2 separate regions of the Homo sapiens genome follow, and region 2 is linked to region 1. A link is a loop called in an ENCODE intact Hi-C map of the cell type or tissue named here. Cell type or tissue: PC-3. All regions are shown on one strand. Links, peaks and the distances in the headings refer to the core of each region. The heading gives the core; the rest is flanking DNA. Region 1 has its middle 200 kb from the start of LINC03106. Region 2 has its middle 110 kb from the start of LINC03106.

What was found. Hi-C counts contacts between places; a loop is a spot of excess contacts. Peaks named below come from ENCODE experiments on the same cell type or tissue, not always from the same donor. Only the 100,000 strongest peaks of a DNase experiment are listed, where the experiment ranks them.
Region 2: it touches region 1 in a loop (4-fold over the local background); 2 of 110 quality-filtered maps call a loop at or near these places.

Annotation. Positions count from the first base shown.
Region 1 is chr9:26,260,077-26,270,583 of GRCh38, reverse strand. No RefSeq gene overlaps it. Among named protein-coding and RNA genes, the nearest start is that of LINC03106, 200 kb to the right of the region's middle. In PC-3, for the core only: no CTCF peak of the experiment used is centred there; a DNase peak (open chromatin) is centred at 5,143; H3K27ac peaks cover 2,343 bases.
Region 2 is chr9:26,170,052-26,180,558 of GRCh38, reverse strand. No RefSeq gene overlaps it. Among named protein-coding and RNA genes, the nearest start is that of LINC03106, 110 kb to the right of the region's middle. In PC-3, for the core only: no CTCF peak of the experiment used is centred there; DNase peaks (open chromatin) are centred at 5,088 and 6,598; H3K27ac peaks cover 2,987 bases.

The DNA of each region.
Region 1 (10,507 bases), core at 2,100-7,099:
ACTCAGGAAGATTTGTCGACACTGATAGAGCACAATTTGAAAAAGGGTGGGTGAAACAACGGGCTATAATAGTCAAAACCAAACTATTTTTCAAGTGACTTTTTTGTTTATGCAACTTTTCGTTTATTATATTTGCTTTCTATGGATAGATTCTTTTCATATTCAATATTCATGCTTTTTAAACATTTAGGTAGTTTACTGTTTATGTTTTAATGGAGATTGAAGGAGTCAAGTTCACTCTACACAGTAGTAGTTATTCTAATATATGCAATTCTTATTCCTCATGAGGCTGAGGCTAAAATTATTAACCTTCTTTTTAGGTTTCAGGCTTGCTAAGTATGCAACTGATATTATATCTGTAAAATAAGCAAATAATATAACCTACTTATATGGATGATGTGAAAATAAAGTGAGATGATGCATGTGAAATGCTTAATATGGTGTCTGGTACATAGTAAACATTCAGTGAATATTAGCTGTGGTAATATTAATAGGAACAATAATCTCCTCTTCAGTAAGAAGAGGATTGAGGTAATTAATTAATTGTCACTAAGAAAATCTGTGTATGATTAAAAAGTAAAAATCAATTTCTAGAAAATACTTTTGATACTGCTATTTTTCTCTATAATTTTAAATGCTGTTTCAAAATTTATCTGTGAAAAATCCATACCTCTTTTGACACAGGATTTAAGAGGATTGTAATAAAAACAAAGAAACATTTTTATATACAATAGAAATAGAAAAGAAAATAATATACACAGGGTGAGTTACATGTTTTTGCTCGGTTGAATTTCAGATTGGCCTCAGAACTTGGCACAACTAGGATAAGAGGACCATTTAGTTCTGACCTCACATCCATGAAAAGGCCTTGAATTTAGACTTTTAGTATTATCTGTTAGTAAGTTATATAAAGAGCCCCAGAAAAATCCTAACAGACTCACATCTCCATCATAGAACTTTACTCCTGTGTCTTTTTTTCTGAACTTGCCTTCAGTGTTCTAATTACTTAATTAATTTTTGTAAATCCTGCAATTATCTTGGAATAAGGTATTTAAATTTATTGTATTTGGGCATGTGTGCCAAAGGCAAATCATTAATTTGCTAAATATAAGCATTTTAGAAAGCTGTTTTGTAAGTCGTTGTTGTAACTCTGTTTTGACTTCCTTCTTTTTTTTAATTTAAATATACGTGGTGTCTCCAAAAGTGGAAATTTTCTAGGCTTTTATTTTGACCCTCAGGAGTGCCTAGCAAGGAATCCAAGTGGAATTGCACTTAACAGATAGCTTTAGAAGGCATGAGTGGAGTATAGAAAATGGAGGGGAGCAAGACTGGTCACGGTGGCTCATGCCCGTAATCCCAGCACTTTGGGAGGCCGAGACGGGCCGATCACGAGGTCGGGAGATCAAGACCATCCTGGCTAACATGGTGAAACCCCGTCTCTACTAAAAATACAAAAAAATTAGCCTGGCGTGGTGGTGGGTGCCTGTAATCCCAGCTACTCGGGAGGCTGAGGCAGAACAGGAGAAGCACTTGAACCCGGGAGGCGGAGGTTGCAGTGAGCTGAGATCTTGCCATTGCACTCCAGCCTGGGTGACAGAGAGAGACTCCGTCTGAAAGAAAGAAAAGAAAAGAAAATGGAGGGTTACAGAGAAACCAGGGAAGTTTGGGACAGCCTTAAAGGCCCATTGACAATTGCTGCAGAAACAATGATTGTTTATTGTTGTGTGGATAAAGTTAGAGTCAAAAATTTTCCTATAGAACATAGTAGTAAATATTACATGCCTTACCTAAAATTATTGAAGATCCTCTTTTGAAGTTTAAAGTCATTAAACTAAAAAGTTAACATTCTGTTGCAATGTGCCTAGTAGAGATATACTGGTGAAAGACAAATGCAAAAGAGAATGTAAAAAAAATCAGTGATGGATTTGCAACTGAGATATTTGAATAACTTGAGTTATTTCTCTTCACAACATATACAAAAAGCCTATTACCTGCCTTGAGTACAAAGGGATAGCATGCATAAATAGCTGCAGAATTTATGTTAATTTTAGAATATGTAAATTACCTTTATTAATAGGTCACACTGAATGTGAAATGTGTCCTCAACCACTGCAGACCTTTAATAAAATAAGAGCAACAAGAAATCTATCTTCTCTATGATGGATATAAAAATACAAATTAAAAATCAAACAGAGTAGGGGGAATAGAAAGTTGTTAGCTGTTGAAAATGAATATATTTATTCAAATATATTTGTCCTTTAGCACTGATAAATTTTGTATATGCATCAAAGAACAGAAAATATTTTTTATTATTTTTGCTTTGGGTTAATGTAGTCATATGCAGGGCTTGACCAAATACATTTATTCCAAGAAATTACATTCAAATTTGAATCCAGTAGATTGATATGTGGTTATAAAAAAGAGATATTAGTTGTAACTTGCATTGTCTTGTTATTACATTGTTGTGCTAATCTAATGTGTGTTCATTTTGTAATCCAAAAGAAAACTGTAATTTATAAATCTTTAATCTTAAAAGGGACTTATTGCAAGAACTATTTTTAAATTTTTCATATATATTATACATATATACACATATATAAATTTCATATGTAAATTGCACACATATATGTAATGGTGTTCACCATTAAAATATGGACCAGTTGGCATATTTCTGTTTAAACCAAGGTGATATGTACCAGTTAAATGTGTCTGGTATTTATAAAATGTGGTGCAGAAACGTATCCTAAAATACTGGGTCTTTTATTGGAGAAACCTAAAAGGGGACTATCAGTCAGAATTAAAGTCAACTCTATGGGCCCCTGATTTATGGGGAAGAAAACTGCAGATGGCTAGATCTTTTCTGTGTTTTGCTTTTATTTCCCAGTATTTGCTTATATCGTTCTTTATCATTTAGTGTTCCAATATTTAATGATGTAATGATACCTTCTACTGTAGATTCTATGTAGTCTTGGTGTTAGCCTGATGCTGGATAATATAAATGTGATAGCCTTGACACCAGAAAATCAGAAGAATCTCCATGTGTCTGAGAAGTATTATAGACCTAATGGGCACATGCCCTAGGTCACAAGATGACAAGGCTATCCAAGAAGATATGGTCACTGGAAGAGAATATCAAGGAAAACATCTCTAGTTAGTCTGACATTTGTATTCATAGGTTCACTGCTTCTAACTATTGTGATGGTGCCCTTACTGCTTATTATATGGTCTGGCAATATTAAGGTGAAGTGAAATGGTTGAGCTGGAAACAGATTATGCAGTGAGAATTCTGCTTTTTTGCAAACCATGGAAAAGTTCACCTTCTTTCCGTCATCTGTATCACCAGACAGGTCATAGTTTTCCATGTAAACAATAGTAACAATGAATATTTCTGTTTTAAAAAATTAATGTATTATTTAAAAATTATATTAATTTTTTAAAATTGATAAATAAAAATTTTATATATTTATCATGTAAAACAAGAAGTTTGGAAATATGTATACATTGTGGAATGGCTAAATAGAACTAGTTAATGTATGTACTGCCTCACACGCATCATTTTTTTGTGGTAGGAACACTTAAAATCTACTTTCTTAGTGAACGTTTTCAAGAATACAATACATTGTTATTAACTGTAGTCACTATGTTGTACAATAGATCTCTTAAACTTATTCCTCCTGTCTGTCTGAAATTTTGTACCCTTTGACCAACATTTCCCCAATCCCTATCTCCCAATCCCTGGTAAGCACAATTCTGCTTTCTGCTTCTGAGTTCAACTTCTTTAGATTTTTAAAAGAGTCAATAAAAATGTGCAAAATTTAGTATAGTTTCATGGCAGTTGTCACTAAAACAATTGCTTCATTTTTTACCATCATTCCTCTTTCATCTTCACAGGTGGACGTGCTTAGTGCACTTGGCTTAGCTTAGTGCCAATTTTATCTCTGGGTGCCTGAATCATTGGATTTCTTTGTGTGTCTGAATCATTGGATTTCTTTGCTGCATGGCAATTTTCTGCTTCACTCTTTAAGTGGTTTATACATTGACATTTATGAGTCTTAGTTACTGGGTTTCCATAATCTATTTCAAGGTATTAGGTTACTGAAAATCAATCTATTTGGTCTATATCAATTTTCAGATATTTGGATAGTCATATTTGTTTTTTTTTCTTTCATTCCTGATCTAGATTTCTGATACTTGACCAACTGACATGATTTCCAAGTTGTAAATCAGCTTTCTGTGCTCCTGACCTCAGAATAATAGAGCCTTGTACATTCCACCAAACATTCACAGCATGACTTGGGTTTGCCTAGACCTAAAGATTTAGTCATTGTAATCTGGGCAGTAGCATTGTTGCCTGAATCTGATTGTGACAGAAGGCTGAGACTCCAAGGCCTTGTACTTCGAACCAACAGCTTTAGTGTCAGGAAACCATATTTATAGAGAGAGAAATCCATTTTGACAGTGAATTTTAGATGGTGGACGTCTTTATTTTCTTCATCTACTTTGCCTTAGATACAATCTTTTCTCTGATGATTTCCTCATATTATTATAAAAAATGATATTTCCTTTCTATTTCTTCCCAGCAGTTTTACTACCAAGAAAGTACTTCCTTTCCACTTTCTTTCTGCTCAATAGTTTGAATATAAAGAATATATTTTTGGAGTTAAACTACAATATTAACCTTTAATGGATCAGGGTAAACACTATATGACCTTGTAACATTTAGGACTGTATTTAATGATAAAAATAACTTAAGACCCAATTCAAGTAATTAGAACAATAAAGAGGAATTATTGGCTCCTTAGGTTAGACATTCTGAGGTAGGATTGTGCCTTAATTATCTAGTGATATGTAAAAAATTATCCCCAAACTTAGCAGCTTAAGATAATAAACTTTCATTACTTTGTAGTTTCTGTGAATCAATAATTAAAAAATGGCTTTGCTTGGTGGATCTAGGTCAGGATTTCCCATAGGTTGCAGTCAAGTTGTTGGCCAGCACTGTAGTTATCTGAACACTTGCTTGGGGTTGGTGAGTCTCCTTCCAAGATTACTCACTCACATTGTAGGTGGCAGAGACCTCGGTTCCTCTCTGCTCTTAGCAGGAGGCTCATTTCCATGGCATGTGGACCTCTCAGGGCTGCTTGAGTGTCCTTATAGCAATGCAGCTGATTTCCCCTAGGATATGTGATGAGAGAGAGAAGGAATTTGCAAAGCCTTTTATGGTCTAGTTTTAGAAGTTAGATGCTGTCACTTTTGCCACACTGTACTTGTTAGAAGTGAGTCATTAGGTTCAGTCCAAGAGAGGAAAATTAAGCTCTATCTATTAAAGAAGTAAAAAAAAAAATTGTAGACATACTTTAAATTCTCCACAGATTGTCTTCAGGAATGGTTTGATTCAGCATATCTACAGTGTCATCTCAGACCAGTTTTGACCTTTGGGGTCTGATTTGCAGGATGAGCATCATCCAAAGGAGTGGTTCTCCATGTGGTATCAAAATTGTTTCTACAATTCTAACCTTCCAAGATAAGAGAATGTGTTGGTAGTTTTCTGAGAAGAGCAAGACATTCTCCTTTGGAAAGATTAGTAGCATACCACCCTTCATTTCTTATTTGGTTTAACTTTTCAGCTGTTATGAATTAACTTTTATAAATGAACTTTGTGGGAACAAGGCATTTTGATCATTGTCTCTTGGCTGGGTCATCTGCATCAATCAATGTGGCAGAGGAAATGGGATTATCTTGATTAGATTAGAAAATTTGTGTTCTCACCTGAAAATGAGGTTAGGTAATAACTATGTTCCCCTTCTATATCCCTACCCAAACTATATGGTTGCTCAACTATGGGGAAACAGTTTAATAGATATTGATGAGGCAGAAAATTAAAGATCTCTATCTGTGCCACAAAGACATCAGATTCTGTGTTGGCAAGAGTAGACTGAATCTTTATAAAAAGTATTAATATAAGTAAAAGAAACAGAAAACTAAAAAAGCAAAAAAAAAAGTAGAAAATTTACTAAGGTAAACTAACAGTTGCATTTATATTTTAATCATACGTTAACAATTTGGAATTCTGATTTACATATCAGATTTAGGAACTGAATCAGTTAGCATAAGTCTGCATGGTTTTATATTCTCTCTGTGTACTGTCAAAATCTGAGCCCTCCAAAAGGCAAAGTCTGGCCTGAGATAAATTTGGCTATAGAATATTATGCTTATTGATACTACTTCTGTAATAATTAGACATTGATTTTTTCTTTAAAATTTTTTTTAACTTTTAGTTTCAGGGGTACACGTGCAGGTTTGTTATATAGGCACACTTGTGTCATGGTCATTTAGTGTAGAGAGTATTTCATCAGCCAGGTACTAAGCACAGTGCCCAATGGGTATTTGTTTTGATCCTCTCCCTTCTGCTACCCTCCACCCTCAACTTGGTCCCAGCATTTGTTGTTCCCCTCTTTGTGTCTATGTGTTCTCATTATTTAGCTCTCACTTATAAATGAGAATATGCAATATTTGGTTTTCCGTTCATGTGTTCTGTTTCTGTTTGCTTAGGATAATGGCCTCCAGCTGCATCCATGCGTCTACAAAGGACATGATCTCACTTTTTTTTAAGGCTGCATAGTACTCTGTGGTGTATATGTACCACATTTTCTTTATCCAGTCTACCATTGATGAACATTTAGGTTGATTCTATGTTTTTGCTATTGTGAATAGTGCTGCAATAAACATATATGTGCATGTGACTTTATTGTAGAATAATTTATATTCCTTTGGGTATATGTCCAATAATGGGATTGCTGGGTTGAATGGTAATTCTGTTTTCAGTTCTTTGAGGAATCACCACACTGCATTCCACAATGGCTGAGCTAATTTACTCTCCCACAAGAAGTGTGTGTTTCCTTTTCTCTGTAACCTCACCAGCTTCTGTTATTTTTAAATTTTTTAATAATAGCCATTTCTACTGGTGTGAGATGGTATCTCATTGTGGTTTTGATTTGCATTTCTCTAATGATTAGTGATGTTGCAAATTTTTTCATATGCTTTTGGCTGAATGTGTGTCTTTTGAAAAGTGTCTGTTCATGTCTTTTGCCCACATTGTAATGGGCTTTTTTTGCTTTCCTTTCATTATTTACTCAAAAGTCATTCTAGGATCAGGTTGCTTAATTTTTATATGACTGTATGATTTTGAGCTATTTTCTTTGTATGATATTCTATTTTTATGGTGCTGCCGTCCGAGTGTGTGGTTGGTATAATTTTAGGTTTTTAAAAATTTGCTGAGGATTGTTTCATAGGCATCTACAGAACTCTCCATGCCAAAACAACAGAATATACATTCTCCTCATAATGACATGGCACGTACTCTAAAATCAACTAACCTTTTTAAATATTTTAATTCTGCATCTATCATAAAACTTTACTAATTAAGATCTAGAACCTCTAGCTAAAGTTAATACCCCCCTAACACATCTAGATGATAGTAAACAACAATAAATCCAAGCATTGCCTACGGTTTTAATTTTTAACTCTTTAACATTTGTTGAAGAAAACTCTTTGCTGTATGTCAAGAAGTCTTTAACATTTTTTTTCTCTTTTTCAAAGTAATGATTTATGGGAACTATAGTTTTACTCTTTTCCATTGATTCATTGACATTTCATAATGGGAGTAAGCACTTTGACACTGGAAAAAATGGAAAAGATTGCATCACATTTTATCATGACTGAAATATAAAATGATTTATATTTTCTAATGAAGAATGCATAATCTAACATGCTCAATAATGTTAAATATAGAATTCTGTCCTGTTTGGATTAATCATTAAGGATAGAGGATAAATAACCTTATATTTTGATAAAACAGATGGAATCTGCTTTTGGTTTTTATTCACCAAGTGCCATATGATTTTGAGAGAAGAAGACTTAGATCATGAATTCTGCTGCATGACTGGCTGTTTCCTAATGTGAACTTCCCCTCATGTTCAATAGTATACTGTTTATATTACTCAGGAAGTAATATATTTTCTACTATTATTACTCAATTACCCTTATAAAACTATAGTGTCTAATGTTCTGCCTGGATGAAGTTCAAATATGTTTTAAAAGACTTCTGATAACTGTACATAGTACCAGGAACAGCAAATACCATAAATGTGTATATTAATGTATGTGTAAATGTAAGTTTTTGAAACCATCCTTATAAATTTTATAAAATGAATCAGGGAAGAAGGGGGTAGTAGAAATGAAAATACACCAAGCTTAATTATGCAGAACATTCAGATTAATGTAGCACATTCAGCATTAATGATTAGGTCAGCTTGCTTTCTGACCTGCTTCCTCATAGTGTTTTGGTGCCTATTGTTCTAGACTCACGTAGATCCTAGATTATAGTTCCCCTTAACTGCTTTGTAGATAACAACTTAAACATTATGAAATGTTAAGTTTTCCCCTTGAGATACTCTTTCAGGTCCTACATTCCATTGAAACTACTAACATCCACTTTTCCAAAGGACGCCACAGGAGCTGACTCACCAAAGAATGCAGTTTTCCCATCCTGATAACTTTATTACCCTTACCCTGACCACTCAATGTTTCCAGTTTTCTAGCCCCTCACCCTCCATGATCTCCTTAAAAACCCCAGCCCAGAATCCTTGGGGAGGTGGATGTTAGGGTCTTGACAGCAGGGGCACCATCATCTTGGACAAACACCACCTCTTTAAGTTCTAGCTCCCTTTCTAACCTCATGCATTTCAAGGAAATCACTTCTCTTCTAACAACAAGCAGCAAGAAAGAGCAGACAGTAAAACACAGATAAGACAGGTCAGACACAGAGGGAGGGGGAAAGTCTCTTGGGTAACCACCAAACTTCACACTCACACAATGGGCCCCAGTAAAACAGTGGGCCCTGGTAAGCACATTACTTTCCCTTTAGGTGCACTAAGATAGGAAAGCTAAAAGAAGACTCAGGGGGTATGCCTGCAGCTGCAGGAAGATGTATACAAAAACTCTCCCTCCCACATAAGCAAGACAAAGAGACACAGAAACATTCGAAGCCTGTGATAAGGTATGCCACCTGAATCCCTAAAAACTCTTAGTCTGTGAGAGAGAATGCCTCTGACCTAACTCGGCCAGAAGTCCCTCTCAGGTTTATTCCCCAAAATAAACCTGTCTTTGACTGTTGAGCTGCTTTTCATGTTTCTTTCCTCTTTCTTTAACTCTTACAGGTCTCCTCCCATCTCCTCACTTGATGCCCTGCAATTATGAAGCTCTGTGCTGCAAACCCTCCTATCTCTGTGTATTGGTCTGTTACTGCACAAGAGACATACAAACCTGTTGGTCTTCTAACATTTTTATTATACTTATTTATAGGTGGCTTTCTATGGCTAACTGCCCCTAAACCCTGAAATGTTCCAACTAATAAACAGGTATTTCAAGATTTCTGATGTAATAGAAGTGCATTAATTCCAGGAATCATTGTACTTGTGTAAAGTCTGTGCCTATGGAGAATGAGAGTGTTGTTGATAGTATTGAATTAAGTAAAGTAGAAATCATTTTTAATTAAAAAGTATTATTCTTAGCTAATGTTTTTCTGTCTAAATTCACCTATTCCCCCCTTCACCCTTTGTCTGTGTAGACAGAGCCTAAAGTAATCTATGTAAAGATCATGCATATAAAAAAAAAGAGATTAATCCTGTCTCCTCCACAGAATATTGTTAAGTGCATTAGGTGAAAGGCTAATCACTGTTATCAACAATAAAGGAGGGAACTAATTGGAAAGATTTTAGAAAAGATCAATAAAAATTAATTAGAACATCTAAAGTATTTTTTTCAAAGCAAGTACAAAGGAGTTGAAAACATAGCCCTTTGTTGAATAAGAAATAGTCTACTTGAAGAGGAGAATAATCAAGATTCAAAAAGTGCTTGCTCTTTCTGAACATAGACTTTGGGAGTAAATCTTTTGTGCTCCTCATGACCATCACACACGCAAATAATATTGGAAAGAAAGACTAAATATAAATTAATTTGCTGCTATTTATTGGATACCTACTCTGTGCTGGTCACTGGGCTAAGGGTACTACATAACTCACTGCATCAAATCTGTATGATGACTCATTGGAATGTATACTATTTTGACGACCTCCTCCCTCTTCCTGCTTTCTAAAATAGCAAAATCAACTTTAGGGAGGGTAGCCAATTTGCCTAAGGTTAAAAGCCAGTAAGTATTGTATCTGGGGTTTGGACTTCGGATGATGTGTAGGATGATGTGATTTTAGAGCCAGAACTAAGTCAGACATCATGCCCATTTGGGCTGAATACTTTTTAAAAAGCATTAGATTTGGCTGTAGAGTTCAGAGGCCACAGAGACCTATTACAGGTGTTTAGCTTTCCCTGGCAGATGCCTTAAGCATGAACTTCAAGCTCCGCAGCAGCTGGACAAAGACAAGACAGGTTTTCTTCTCCTCTTATTTCTAGTACATCAAATAATCATTTTTCAAATCTAATGCAATGAAGCCTT
Region 2 (10,507 bases), core at 3,087-8,086, 91 kb after region 1:
TTTCATAATTCTATGACATAAATAATCTTGTTTCTCTGTGCAATTGAAATATGTCCTTCCCACTGCCAATGAGAAATATGTGCCAGACATTTCTTGTTTTTCTTTACCTGTCTGGAAGCTCAGAATCAAATTCAACTTAATAACTGTGGAATTAATTTAACAATTTCTTCATGATTTGTTACTTTTACTCTACTTCAATTTTTCTCTGATCCTGGATTTTTTCATATTTTTATAGAGTGTGGAATATATTACTTGTGAGCCGCTTTAAATATTTGTAGAATAAGATTTATCTATAAAGAAATGCCTACGTATTAGATTGTGTCTTTATCATTTAACACCTACTCAAACACTTGTATCAGGAGTGTTTTGTTTCATGTGTATATTTTCTATTTGAAAATATATAGTGAAGTCACATTTTAGGAGAAGTTGAGGTTCTGACGTAAGGGTCTAAGGCAAGAAGGTTTCCCGTGAAAATCTTTTAAGGAAATACCGTGTAAGAAAATGCCTTGTTTCAATGAATACAACACAGTTAGGATTAAACAGGAAGCTATTTCTTTGGTCAAATATCACGTAAAGTAGTTGGTTTGTGTTAGTGATCATATTGTGACTGTATATATAATCTTTAAACATTTGAAAACATTCAGCAGGTGAATTGTTCTGTCATTAAGAGGCAGAATTATATCTCCATTTTATTTTCATCCCAGAACATTCACTATTTAAACTGATCTTGTTCCCTTTCTCCCTTTTCCCCACTTCTGGTTATTCACTGCTGCATAATAAATTGCTGTGTCACTAGTCCAGAGTCAAAGGTAGGGAAATTAGACTTCAGCTCTCAATTGGAAGAATATTAAGTATTTGTTATCACCCCTAAACTATCACATTCTGTTTTCCATTTCTTCTACGTTCCTTTCCTCCATTTATTTATCCTCAACTTAGTAGCTTAAAACATAATTTATTTTGTTCATTATTTTCCCAGTCAGAAATACGAGAAAGGTTTTGCTGGACCAGTTGATACTTATATGTTATGTCCAGAAATCTCCCCAAATTCATAATGCAAACTTTTTTTGTTCCCATGCTATGGCAAGCAACCATGTTGCCAAATTTTTTGTCACTACATGATCAGGATTCCTTTTTCTTTGGTATACAATAATATTTTCCTCATTGTCCTTCAAGTCTTCACCAGCAGACTCTTTGGAGTCCTTCCAATTTTTACCAGCTGCCTCATCTTCCAGTTTGTACCAGCCAGCAGCCAAGGCTACATATTTTAGTTTTCTATTATGGTAACTATTCACTTCCAGGTATTGGATTCTGTACCATTTATTTATGGCCATGTAACAAATTACTCCCAAACTAAGTATCTTCAAACAATAAGTTTACTTTGCTTCCAATTTTGTGGATCAAGAAGTCTAGAAGGTGTTGTCTGGGCAGATTATCTTATATCTACAGGGTGTCAGGTTCCAAGACTACTTCTTTACTCACAACTTGTTGCCTGAACTGGGATGTCTGACAGCTGATGCTGGCTGTTGACCAGGAGCTCAGCTAGGGCTGCTGACCAGAGTGTTCATATGTAAACTCTCCATGTGGCTTATGATTCAAGATGGAGCATGGGTTCCCACAGGGAGCATCCTAAGAAGAAATGCACTTGTTTCCTATGGCTACCATAACACATTTCCAAAAACCAGGCAGTGTAAACACATTTCCAGAAACTGGGCAGTGTAAAATGACACGAATTTATTCTCTTACAGTTTTGGAGGCTAGAAGTCTGAAATCAAGGTGTCTATGGAGCGATGTTCCCTTTGAAGTCCCTAGGAAAGAATTCTTTCTTGTCTCTTCCTAACTTTGGTGGCTCCTGAAAATCTTTAGCAGTCCTTGGCTTGCGGCTGCAACACTCTAATTTCTGCCACTGTCTTTACATTCCTGTCTCCCCTGTGTGTGTATCTTTGTGTATCCAAATGTCTCTCCCCATATAAGGATATCAGTCATTGAATTTAGGGCCCTTCTTACTTAATCCAATACAACTTCATCTCAACTTGATTATAAGTGCAAAAACCCAACTTTCCAATAAGTTAACATTCACAGGGACTGGGGGCTAAAACTTCAACATATCGGCCGGGTGCAGTGGCTCATGCCTGTAATCCCAGCACTTTGGGAGGCTGAGGTGGGCGGATCACAAGGTCAGGAGATTGAGACCATCCTGGCCAACATGGTGAAACCCCATCTCTACTAAAATACAAAGTTAGCCAGGCGTGGTGATGTGCGCCTGTAGTACCAGCTACTCGGGAGGCTGAGGCAGGGGGATCACTTGAACCTGGGCGGTGGAGGTTGCAGTGAGCCGAGATTGTGCCACTGCACTCCAGCCTGGGCAACAGAGCGAGACTTCTTCTTTAAAAAAAAAAAAAAAAAAACAAAAAACAACAACAAAAAAAAACTTCAACATATCTTCTGGGGACAGAAGTTTACCCACAACATTAAGTGATATAAAAGGCCTGAACTGAAGCTGCAAGGCTTTATATAACCAATTACCCTTGAAGGTCTAGACTGTCACTTCTGCTACATTCTATTTATCAAGAAAGTCTCTACTTTTTGTTCAAATTCAAGTGTAAGAAAATTAGATTTTATATCTCCATGAGAGGAGGGCTGAAGAATTACCACTGTTTCACACCTATTTTGCTCCCTTTTTACTTTTTCCTATTCTTTTTTCTTTTTCTCTATCTCTCTCTCTCTGGTGTACTTTAATTCTTTAAGTTAAATGCATTTATTATGCAGCTCCCCTAAAAGACTGATAAAAACATTTGAAAAAATCCTTTTTGTTTTAGAATATTTCTATGATTTTTAATCAAAAGTTTTCCTGAGAGTTTGTGGGGTATATTACTGTGTGTATGAGACAGGCGGTGGGAGGAAGGGAGAAAGAGAGAGAGAGAAAGAGACAGACAGACAGAGAGACAGAGGAAGGTAAGGTAGAATGGGGAAAGAAAAGTTTGTGTAGTAAAAGCATTAAAATGAATAGCCTGTGCTGGATCCTCCCACAGATCCCCACGATTGATGAAATGCCTTCTCACCAAATACCAAGTACAAGCATTCTTTCTATTTCTAGAAGTTGATCTGCTCTTTACTCAGAATAGCCTAGATCAGGTAGAAATTGAATAGTTTCTAGAGCTCCCATTTAAGAGATCATGGAACAGATTTATTGAAAAGGAAAGGAACCTGTGCTGTCTCCAGAAGAAATCCTGTTTGGAAACAATTGGGACACTGCATGCATTTGCCTTATGATGTCTCTGATATGTTACTGTTTTGAGGTTCTAAAATATTGAATGTATAACTCTTCCATTTCTGGCACTTGGCTGCCACATTAGGATTTCTTTCTCAAACAGGTACCTCCAGAGAACATACAGTTATGCGCATTTTGAATAAAAAGCTATTTGTCTTTCATGTGACAAATGAATCACTTGGATCATTTTTCTTTGTAATTGTAAAAAGGTAGAATTATTTTTCAAAAATGTTTATTGTTTTTACTACCAAGATGCTCTTTCCCTGGCCCTTCTCTACTTCGCTTCTTCCCAAAGAAGGGCTATATTTTCTGCCCACTGATGTCACACTTGGCCACTTGACTTGCTTCAACCATATAAACTGAGTGCAAGGGGTCTGTGTCACTCCTGAGTGCAAACTGCAGGAGCCATCATATGGTTCTGTTATCACTCTGCCAGAGACTGGCATGTCCCAGCAGGAGGATCTGCATCTTGGGATGATGGAGCAGAGCCCATGTCACTTCACAATGACAATACAATATGAGCCAGAAAAAAACTTTGAGTGTTTTAAGTCCCTGAAATATTCATATTGTCTGTGGCTGTAGCATAACTCAAAATGGCTGACACATTGTCTATGAACATAAAAACTTCCCTGGGAAATGGAATATGTGCTTTCTCAAAGGGGCAGAGCCTGTCCATTTCTGTATGGCTCTGAGAAGATATCTATGGATACACAGAACTTGATATTCCATTCACCTGGATCTTGGAGTGAGGTAGTTGGGTTCAATGATTATATTATTGAGATCTTCAGTTTATTTGATTTCCATTTTTATCTGTGTGACATTGAGCAAATCAAGCAAATTACCAAATTTCTTAAGCATCCGTCACCTCACCTAGAAAATAGAGGTGGTAATGCATTGCCTCATGGGATTATTGAGAGAATTTAATAATCTAAAGCAGTGGTCCTCAGTGGAGGCAATTTTGCCACCAGGGGAAATGTGAAAATGACAGGAGGCATTTCTGATTGCTTCAACGGAGCAGAGAGTACTACTGTCATCTAGAGGGTAGAGGCCTGGGATGCTGTAAAACATTCCACAATCCACAGGACTCTCCCCCCACAATAAATCACTTTCTGGCTCCAAATATTAAGAGTTCTGCAACTGAGAAACCCTGAGATAAAGCAAAGTGCTTACTTACCTACCCCAAGTTTGGGCACTCGGTGAGAGAAAAATGTTTGTCATATACAATATTATTTAATGGGCTTAAATAACAGCCTGATCATATTTTGCAATTATGAGTTTATTCATCAACCCCAATTTTTTAAGTTTACCATCAATATCTGTGTTTGACTACAAATATATAATTATAGAAAAATGATCAGTCTTTGAGATAGTTTGGCAGTGGCATTCTGTAAATCCAACAGTGGTTATACCAGTAGTAAAATAGAAGATGCTTATAATTCTCTCAAGTTTCATAGAATTTTTTATGATATACTTCAATTTCTGATAATTATTGTGGGCATACAATGTATTTTAGACAGGGTTTATAAAACCATATGCATTTAAAATATTATATAAATATGTAGTGCATAAAAATAAACTGCCTGAATAATAAATATATTTACCCAAAAAGTAAATAAAACAGCTCATAAGAAGCTGTTCCAATTATTTAGGTAAATACTACCTTCTGTGTTTGACTTTCTTTCATTGCTTTGAGTCATGGGAATAAAACCAAAATACTTTCTTGCAATGAAATTGGGAAATGACATCACCTAAAGCATCCCAAAAATCTAATATAAAAGTGTCATTATCCTAACTCTCTCCCTTTGTCAGTGCCCAAGGGCATTCCAGAATTGCTTCAGAAGTCTGATTTTCCTCACAAGAAACTCTACTGTAGCTGATAATTAAGAACAGGAATGAATTGTGTGGAAAGCTGTTGGTCTTTATAGAAAGACTGGCAGATACTTGGGTTCTAGTGTTGGTAACTAACCTTCTAGTGATCTTGAAATATTCATTTTCTGGCCAGATGCGGTGTCTCAAGCCTGTAATCCGAGCACTTTGGGAGGCCAAGGCAGACAGATCACTTGAGGCCAGGAGTTCTAGAGCAGCCTGGCCAACGTGGTAAAACTCTGTCTCTACTAAAAACACAAAAATTAGCTGGGTGTGGTGATGTGTGCCTGTTAATCCCAGCTAATCTGGAGGCTGAGGCAGGAAAATCGCTTGAACTGGGGAGGCAGAGGCTGCAGTGAGCTGAGATTGTGCCACTGCACTCCAGCCTGGACAACAGAGCAAGACTCTGTCTTAAATAAAATAAAATAAAATAAAATAAAATAAAATAAAATAAATAAAAAATAATAATAAGGCCTGATGTGGTGGCTCATGCCTGTAATCCCAGCACTTTGGGAGCCCGAGGTGGGCAGATCACGAGGTCAAGAGATCGGGACCATCCTGGCCAACATGGTGAAACCCCGTCTCTGCTAAAAATACAAAAATTAGCTGGGCGTGGTGGTGGAAAAATAAACACTCATTTTCTAGGCATGAATTTACTCATTTCTAAGATGAGTGTATAGAATTAGATCTTGTCTGTTTCTTTCCAGCAATAAATTATATGAATTCATGTCTCCACTTGCTCTATTTTACATACATATCTTTTAAGCTTCATAGGAACACTGTCCTTGTTTTGAATGGCATTTAAATGAAAACAAGCCTTCTAAAGAGAGTCTTAGCATTGCTTTCCCTCTTTGAGCCTTGTTTTGCTTTTAGGTTGTAGCTGGCTGGGATTTGTTTTTGTTTTTGTTTTCTTTTAATTTAAAAATCTAGCAGAAGGCTAGTCTTTATCATTGAAAAATAAAAAATAAAACTATTCTCATAAATGTTTTAATTAGCAAACAATAATAGCAATAATAATAGCTATCACATTCTGGTAACATGCTATGTGCCAAGCTTTGTGCTATATTTTGCATACATTATCTCAGTTACTTATCAAAATAACCCAGAGATAGAGACATTATTACTTATTTTACCTGTGAGTTAACTAAGATTTAGAAAAAAATTCAAGGTCACATAATATGTGTGACTCTCATAAAGACTGTCAAGCCAAAGCATGCTTTTAACCTCCATGCCTTAAATCTGAAACACCGTTAGTTGACATCTCTCACTGAAAATAATCACAACATCGACTTCTTAGAAAGATAAGATACATTTGTCTTTCCTGAATATATGATTTGCTTTTGCTGTTTTGTGGAGATGTTCCTTGTTCTTTGTATGTGTCTTCTCATGTGTGTCTCTGTACTCACATTGCTAGCTGTGCGGTCTTTGTCTCCCTTCCTCTCATGCCAGCTAGTGGCATGATGGAGAGACTGTGGTCTAGACTGAGGATTATGACAGCATACAAAACTGACTCAACACTTACAGGTAAATAAAATGAGCAGTGGTTTCCTTTATTTATTTCTGTTATCCACTACATAGATTCCATGTGGATTTAAGAAACTCAAATTCAAGTAGAAATATCTATTAATAGCTATTAACCAATCATGCATCTCATGTCTTAGGAGATTCTATCCTGTAGATAAAATGAGGAAATCATTTATTGACTGCCTTTTTGGGAAATAACTCTATGGTCTCTAGAAGACATCTTCGTTTACTTCAAGTGCCATGGCTTTGAGTTTCATTCAGGAAGATGGTCCAAAATATGAGAATGTGTTTATTCTTTTAAGATATGTAAATTGTTTATATCAATATCAACTTATCCTTTTTGGGAGAGAAATACATAAGTAGTACTTCACTTTCATTAGTTATTTAACATTCAAAATCTCTCAAGTCATTTAACCAGGTGCAATGGCTCATGCCTATAATCCCAGCACTTTAGGAGGCTGAGGCAGGAGGATTGCTTGGGCCCAGGAGTTCAAGACCATCCTAGGCACACAGTGAGACCTCAATCTCTACAAAAAAGAAAAAAAAAATTAGCCTGATGTGGTGGCATGTGCTTGTGGTCCAGCTACTTAGAAGTCTGAGTGGGGAGGATCTCTTGAGCCCAGGAAGTTGAGGCTACAGTGAGCAGTGATCGTACCACTGCACTCCAGCCTGGGCAACGGAGTGAGACCCTGTCTCAAAAAAAAAAAAAAAAAAAAAAAAAGTTATTTAGGGCATCCCAAATATATTCGAGGATATTTCTATTTATACCTTAAAAACAACATACCATGTTCCACTTTTTCATGAATTGTTGTTTAAACCACATAACAGCCCTCTGACTAGAGTACTACTATTATCACTATCTTACAGATGAGAAGACCAAGGCTTAGAAAATTTAATAAAATTTAATAACTTCCTCAGTGTCCCACTAGTACATCCAGGACTCAGGGTTAGGGAACATGATTGTACTGCCAATGCCCTTGACTATTATTTCACCTCACTAGGCAAAAGGAAATCATATTCAACCACCACCCCAAATTCTTCCATCCTGAAAATTCTAAAGTCTTGCCAAGAAGAAATTTGTTACTCAAACATTTGTTTAGTTTTCAGAGTTCTAATCTGAGCAACTTACACAAAATTACTTGAATAATACTTAGTTGTAAATCTGTATCTGTGTGTAAAGGCTGGCTTCATGACAATGACTTCTTCTATTCCATATAGGTATCTCCATGACTTCCATGAACACTTTTTGCTGTAAGTTAAATATGCAAACTTAACTGGATTCGAAAATGCAGCTCTGATCTGACTTTCATTATTATGAGTTGTGGCAATTTTGCAATTAGAATAGAGCAGATAGATTGTGCCTACAGGACTAACAAAAGGTGAGTCAGGTTTTCATAGGCTGGCTTGGAACTGGAACAGACTAGTCCTGGCACAGCTCAAATTAGATATCATCAGAACTCCTATTGTGTGTACCTTGCTCTTATCTAGTTTCTTAAATTGCAGTGAGAAGGAATTAGTTACATTGTTCTTAAAAAAATTAAAGAAGAAATTAACCAACAATTGTGCTGAAATCTCATGAACGCAAGATGGAATCTGTTTACTGTGCAGCGTTTGGCAGCTTAAACTTTGTAATTTGTATCCCTTTCTGTTATTGAATTTATAGCTGAGTTCCTGGATTCTTTTCTGTCTTATGGTGTCTATATATATATTTTGTTCTGTGATTAATATAAAATGTTTTCTTTCAGTTTCTGTTATTTAATTTAGTGAAGTCCTTTAGGATATGGTTTATAAGTTGGTCATTTTTATCCTTCAAAAGTGGGAACATTTCTGTTGAATCTTAGTAAATTCTGGTTTACTTCCATTCCTATAAAAGGAAGAGAATTTACCAAAGTAATAATTCAATTTGTAAACGTGGAGAACGTTTCTTTTTGCCTTGCTCCATTCCTTTTAACTCTTACCTCATTTTTGCTGCTTCCCTTCTCTCCAGTCATCCTTGAAATCAGAATGTTCCTGAAATTTGCATAGAGGAAGGAGACTAGAAGGAAGAAAAAACAAAGGGTAGGGAGGGGCTGCTTCCCAGGATTTTTTTCTAAAATCTAATTTAGGAATATTCCCTGAGCAGAGCTAGAGAGGAAAGCAATAAAATATTGAAGATCAATCTTGAGCAAAATTTTTAACTAGTAAAAACATGTCTTTGAGATTCCCAGTCTTTTCTGTCTGTGTTCCACATCTGCTTCTATTTTCCACCCTCCTCAGTCTATCACCCTATCACTCTGAAAAGGTTCTTAGGATCCACCCAAAGTCTCATTCCTATGAAGCAGGAATGAGAATTTCCCACGTGTAGGAAAATATGTCACTCTATATATTTGTTCCTTTAAACAACCAGTGAATAAACAGATTCTGGATCTAGGTATTGGAATGTGAATTCTGAAAGAGAGTAGAATAAAACTTAGTTCCATAGTTCCAGGATAGTGAGGAGGATAGCAGAGTCAAGGAGGGAGAGAAATCATCATACTACTTTAATTGTGCATGTAAGTTCTTTGAAATGCTTATAACCGCAAGTTGTATATTTATATCTCTGTCTATCTATCTATCTATCTATCTATCTATCTATCTATCTATCTATCCATCCATCCTCTTTCCCAGTGATTTTTGTATTTTAAAACTTACATTAGAGGTTTTGTTCCGTGTTCAAGAAATTCTAAGAATAAAAAATATGTGAAAGAGGCTTAAAATTATATATATATAGATATATATATAGATATAGATATATAGATATAGATATAGATATAGATATAGATATATAGACACACACACACAAGGCATTAATTTTTTTCAATTAGTCTTTAACAATTGGGTCAGTCACTGAGATTTTAACAAAAATTTACCTAACTAACCAGTAAACTAAAACCGCCCTTGAAGTGTTACGGTATAAGTCCTGGTAGGAAACCAGATTTAAAAAAAATGTAAGAGGGAAGTTCTGATCAAATAGTTGATTGACCAAGTTCACAAACAGATTCCTGTAGGAAGCATAGACACATGAAGTTGGTTATTTTGTCCTGAAGGTGTCAAATATGCAAATCAGCCAACAATTCTCTTGTCTTTGAGTCTCTGTTTTCCAAGCATTTTTATGATTATGATTCAGCATCCAATGTAGATTTGTTCAAAAGGAACAGAGTATTCTGGCCATGTGATTTTGTATGATTGTTACAGTTTCCATTGTTGATTAATGAATTGATCATTTTACATACAATTCGATGAATATGGACTGCCCTCTTTTCTCCAGATTTGATAAATTAGGTTTCTGAGCCTATGTAACTGAAGGACGGACCTCGGACAGGATGAATTCAATAAAGGAAATGTTCTCTTCCAAGCCTCCTGGAAGCCAGCCTTTCTGCTTCCCTGGGGACACTGTCTCTTTACTTTGTTCTTTTATTTTGAAATTCCACATTTATAATTAGAAGACAGAACTCAACACATAAGAATGTGTTTTGTTGCAGGACGTTTGTCTCCTTCCAGCTAAATACACAGAGATGGGTTTTTTCTTTTCTTTCTCCTCTCATTTTTCTTTTATGTAGATCTTGCTTCTGGAGTTAACTGGGGTTAAGCAATGTTTATACTAATACATTGAAAACTGTGAGAAGACTGTGCAGGGCTCACTTCATGGTGGGGGGAGGAGGAGAATGACAGAAGTTTTGTCATTGCATTTTATATTTTACAAACCAGCTCTCTTCTGTGTTGTTAAAAGATGTGTAATATGTATTGTTGCTATTCATGCTGATGTCAAAGGCAAAGACAACTTAAGTAGCTGGTTAATTTGTATGTTTGAAGCAAAAAACAAATAAACAT